2 separate regions of the Homo sapiens genome follow, and region 1 is linked to region 2. The links are chromatin loops, found by intact Hi-C in ENCODE. Cell type or tissue: heart left ventricle. All regions are shown on one strand. Each heading gives the region's core, and the rest is flanking DNA. Links, peaks and the distances in the headings are about the cores only. Region 1 overlaps LOC105374428 (a long non-coding RNA gene). Region 2 has its middle 27 kb from the start of GRXCR1.

Region 1 (2,801 bases), core at 226-2,725, 490 kb before region 2:
TTGGTCTTTGCACTAAGTCTTGCTGCTGCTCACTTTTTGGGTCTGCGCTGCGTTTAGGAGTTGTAACACTCACCAAGAAAGTCTGCAGCTTCACTCCTGCGGCTAGCGAGACCACGAACCCACTGGAAGGAACAAATAACTCCAGATGCGTCGCCTTTAAGAGCTGTAACACTCACCGTGAAGGTCCGAGGCTTCATTCTTGAAGTCAGCGAGACCAAGAACCCACAAATTCCGGATACAATGCCATTGCACTCCACCCTGAGCTATGGGAGTAAAACCTGAGCAATGGGAGCAAAACCATATCTCAAATAATAATAATACACTAATTAAATTAATCTCACTTGTTCTTTTTTTTTTAAATGTGGCTAGTAGAAAACTAAAAATTACATATGTGGCTCACGTTGCATTTCTACTGGGTAGCGCCTGGCTTTAGACAAAAAGTGAGTATAGTAAAAAAAGAAACTTTTTGAGGATTCAACGGATGGGGCATTCCATGATGTAGCACTTGTGAAGAGGGGGACCTAGGTGTAAAAAGGACTCTAAAGGAAGCAGCCTCAGAGGGAAAACACCGGGGAGGATGTTGTGTTCTGGAAACCAAGTGAAAAAAGAGGGAGCCAGCAGTTCAGAGACTGCTGTAAGGTGATGTACAATGTGGACTGGAAACTGACCGTTGGATTTAGCAATGTGGAAGTTGTTGGTGTCCTTGTTGGTTTCAGTGTGTATGTATGTGGGAGGGCGGGGTGGGAATAGGAATGGCATGAAAAACTCATCAGAGTTGACTAAAAAGGGAATTTAGGTAGGGATTAGAGCATCAGTTATAGAAATTTGGCCCTCCAGAGGAGCAGAATAATGGAGGTGCCAAGGAATAGGGGTTCAAGGGAAATATTGTTTGTTTAAGGGAAACATATATTTTAAAGTAGCTACTTTTTATTCTCTATTAAGATTTTGACCTAAGTAAATCATCTTGCAAATATCTATTAGCTCACAGGCATCTTCTATTTTATTTTATCAGAAATAAGAAATGCTAAGAATTTTAAAGGAGTACCCGTATTTGGTTTGGCCCACAAAATCATTGTGAACAAAGTGGTCTAGGATTACAAAAATCTGTTTTTAGGGTTACTAACATTACTACCACAATGGATTGCACACAGTTCCCTAAAACATAGAACTGTGACATTATCTGTGTTGCAGGGCAAGTGTGTGAAATTCCTGAACTTTGGAATAGAACATAAATGCCAGACTTCTTGTATTACATTTTGATGAATCATCATATCTTATTAATCTTAACAGTACTTAGTGTAGCTCATGGCACATAAAAAGTGCTTAATATAATTGAATGAATGAAGACAATCTCAGCATCTGAAATACCAAAGAGCCTAGCAGTACCCAAGAATTCACCAACAGATGGCACCATGCTGTTTCCCATAAGAGCTTATATAGAAACAATGTTAATATGACATTCAGTTCCAATTTCAAGTGCTGGTTAGGGGTAGAAATGGAATCCTCAAGAATATATTTTACTACTTTAAATTTTATAGCTGAATTATTAAAGCATGTTCATATGTTTTTTTTTTCTTATAAATAGCTAAATTATCTAAGGCCCTTTCCTTAGGTCAGAGCTTGAAAAGAAAATGAGATTGATTTGTAGATCAGATAAAGAAAATACCCACAGGTTATTATTATTAAAATATTTGTGAATACTAAGAAGTCGAGTTGCACAATCCATTCTCCCTGAGAGATTAAACTCCTTCAATGGCAGTAAAAACAAGGATGTTTTGCATACATCAGAGCACGGGCATGATGCTTTAGAGAGCAAATGTTGCATTTTGCAGTTCCAGTGTAGACTGGAGGTGACAAGGACCAACCTAAACACTCAGTGTGCTAGACAAACCAATATGGTCTTCACATACCATGTGTAAAATATTCCCTGGAGGGCCACATGTAAATAGAGCTCCCACTGTGACCCTCATTACCTTTTCTGTAGAAGTAATTATGACTTTCATAATTTTCTATGCCCTTTATTTAACCTGCAGGTCTGAGAAGTGGATGGATGTGTTTTAAGACAACAGTGTGGTGAAAAGGCCACAGCTTGGCAGCTCCTATAGCATGGAGAGTCACACACAGGATAGACAGGGCAACAGCCGTGGCATGAGCAACCTTACAGTATTAATCATTTACTTAACCATTTGAGAAGAGTGCCTGCTGCCACTTTATCTATCTAATCTATCTATCTATCTATCTATCTATCTATCTATCTATCTATCTATCATCTATCTATCTATCTATCATCTTTTTTTTTTTTGTTTTTTGAGATGGAGTCTCACTCTATCGCCCAGTCTGGAGTGCAATGGCGCGATCTCAGCTCACTGCAACTTCCACCTGTTGGGTTCAAGCAGTTCTCCTGCCTCAGCCTCCTGAGTAGCTGGGACAACCGGCACGCACCACCATGCCTGGCTAATTTTTTGTATTTTTTAGTAAAGAAGGGGTTTCACCGTGTTAGCCAAGATGGTCTCTATTTCCTGACCTCGTGATCCACCCGCCTCAGCCTCCCAAAGTGCTGGGATTACAGGCGTGAGCCACCACGCGTGGCCCTATCTATGTTATCTATGTACCTATGTATCTATCTAATCTATTTAGTCTCATCATGAAGTCTCTATCTCAGATGCAGATACAATCTGCAGATAAATGCAACTGGCCAAAGCTAAGAAAGTAGGTGCTTTTGAATTGGCTGGCCCTGCCACAATGGAGCAAGACAGGAGATACCCAGAGTTCCTGGTCCCTCCTTGCTCTCTCTTCCTTTG
Region 2 (2,801 bases), core at 197-2,696:
ATAAATAAATAAATAAAATATAAAATAAATAAATAAATAAATGTAAAGAACAAGAATATTTTGACATTCAAAGTAGTAAACAGCTAAACTGTCTAAATAAGCTCTGAGAATGGAATATACTTTCATATCTTTCCAGTATGAGAAGCAACTTCTCAGTCAGATGTTCCAGCTATGGTATTCTTTGTAAAATAACAACAAAAAATTAGTAGGAACATTTCTATTTTAAAAACTCCTATTTATTGAACAGTAAGTTGCTACTACTGAGCTTTTAATTTGCCCTCCCACCTACTTTTTATTTGTAAATGGAATAGATAATTAATAAAATCTGTAAAAACATCTATTTGGACAAATGATGCTTTTGAATACACATATGCTAAGTTATAGCTGTATATCCTCCTTATATAGAAAATGAGAAATCCCAGCGGCATATGTGGAATATTAACTCTTGAGAAGGAAATACTTGAGTTGTTTTCTAATCTATTGCCTAACTTGGGAAAAAAATAAAAATGACTTATAATATGTTATGGTTATTTACAGGTATGCAATAAATCCGTATTTATAGATGTTGAAAAAACATGTTTTTGTGTGATGGGACTACTATCCAGTTTTCTTTCCATTGATGATGGAACTAAGAAAAGGAGTAAATCATTTTTCTTTAAGTGTGCAAGTGACATATCTATTTAGATTTATTTTTTCCTCAATAAAGGGTTTTCTTCAACATTCAGGGGAATTACAACAGCAGTAAATGTGATTAATTTTTTGGCAGATGCTCTCCCTGACCTTCTATGTCTGTTAGGCATCATATCTACCTAATTTCCGTATTCTTCTTTACTTCATTGATCTCTATTATGCTGTCTGTCAAATTATACTAGAAGTTTCTAGAGGGCAGGAGCTTATAGAGTTTTGAATCTCTCCTATTTAGCATGACATGAGCTCCATATAATGAGTTGAATTAACAGTTGCAAAGATGAACAGAACCAGCGTCTTGGAGGAGAGGCAGGAGGGGTACGCAGGTCCCTGGAGGGATGCTGTTAACAGACATGAGATCAGAATTTCCGTTTGGATGAGACGTAATGGGAAGGGAGGTATTTGAGAATCTTAAAGTACCCCAAATGGCCTGGGTTAGGGTTTAGGCCCAACTTAACCCCTTTTCCAAATTCTGCTAAGGCTGGAGAGGTCTGGGAGAAATAGAAGATAAATTAGTTCAACCGTTCTCAGTAAGGAAAGCACTGCCCCCTGGAGGTTATTCTGGAAATTGTCAGCATGTTTTCTGGTTGTGAAAAGATTGGGTAGGTGATTGTGGGAGGGGTGTGTTACCACTATTATGTAGTAAAGTAGGATCCAGGCATTTTAGATGTCCTGTCATGTGTGGAAGAGCCCTGGAGAGTAAATAGATATGCTGTAACCTGTACAATTCTCATGTTAGCCTAGAAATGAATTCCATCTGACATATACATACAAAGTGTTTACAACATGTAAATTAAAAGAAGAGTATAGCATTTTGTTTTGTTCAGCAATTTACCAAAAGTTATTCATCATTTCAGAAAATCATGTCACTGATTGCAGACTGCAATGTTGGTCATGCAATTGAGCAGTTGACATGACACACCTGTTAATTTGCATGGGTGCCAGTTTGCAAACCATGAGAGTTTGCCTGTCATACCCAGTAATGAGTGGTTCTTTGTACTGGTGCAGGCATCAGGCCACTATAATACATTTTCCAGTGTAAGGCAAGTCTAACTGCTTACATAATGAAATATATAAGGTATATTAATTTGCTAGGGCTGCCATAACAAAATACTACAGACCGATGGCTGAAACAGAAAATTCTATTTCTCACAGTTTTTGAAGCTGGACGTCCAAAATCAAGGTGCCTACAGGGTTGATTTCTTCTAAGGCTTCTCTCCTTGGCTTATAGATGGCCACCCTCTCATTGTGTGTTCACATGGTTGTCTCTGTGCACGCACATGTCTAGTGTCTCTCTGTCTCTGTCGTAATCCCGGTTTTTGTAAGGACACCCATCATACTGGGTTAGGACCCACCTTAAATACCCTATTTTAATATACCTCTTTAAAGACCTTATCATCAAATGTGGCCACAGTCTGGACGCTTAGGGTTACAGCTTCCACTTATGCATTTTTTAGTCGGGGGAGGGGGGGTCATAATTCAGCCAAAAATATATGGCTTCTTATAAATTAGTATTCATTTATTTCTTCTTCATGGTAAACTTAGAGTGTTAGATTGTGCTTTGTGTGAAGGTAGGTTATATAGTTCCAAGATTCCTTTACAGAATCTCTTTGCTAGAAATTGAGTCATGGGGGTGGTTACCTTCATGCTGTTCTTGTGATAGTGAGTTCTCATGAGGTCTGATGGTTTTATAAGGGACTTTTCCCCTTTTGCTTGGCACTGCTTCCTGTCATCATGTGAAGAAGGACGTGTTTGCTTCCCCTTCCACCATGATTGTAAGTTTCCTAAGGCCTCTCCAGCCATGCTGAACTATGTGTCAATTAAACCTCTTTCCTTTATAAGTTACCCATTCTTGGGTATCTTTATTAGCAGCGTGAGAATGGACTAATACAATACCTAATATTGGGTATCTTTATTAGCAGCGTGAGAATGGACTAATACAATACCTAATATAATGTAACGCTCAGTGGAATATGGGAGCACCCTGTAACCAAACACATTGAATTTGTTGTAGCAAATATTTACAAGTAGGTGGGATAAATAGAATAAATTGCCCCCATCAGTTCAGCTGAGGAGACGCAGTGATGTGAGGTTTAGCACCAAACTTAGATAAA

The links. Hi-C counts contacts between places; a loop is a spot of excess contacts. Peaks named below come from ENCODE experiments on the same cell type or tissue, not always from the same donor. Only the 100,000 strongest peaks of a DNase experiment are listed, where the experiment ranks them.
Region 1: it touches region 2 in a loop (4-fold over the local background); 10 of 110 quality-filtered maps call a loop at or near these places.

The regions. Positions count from the first base shown.
Region 1 is chr4:42,370,239-42,373,039 of GRCh38, forward strand. The region is part of intron 1 of LOC105374428 (a long non-coding RNA gene); the gene reads right to left. Among named protein-coding and RNA genes, the nearest start is that of SHISA3, 26 kb to the right of the region's middle. In heart left ventricle, for the core only: a CTCF peak has its summit at 1,400 (motif pointing right); no DNase peak of the experiment used is centred there.
Region 2 is chr4:42,864,547-42,867,347 of GRCh38, forward strand. No RefSeq gene overlaps it. Among named protein-coding and RNA genes, the nearest start is that of GRXCR1, 27 kb to the right of the region's middle. In heart left ventricle, for the core only: a CTCF peak has its summit at 1,246 (motif pointing left); no DNase peak of the experiment used is centred there.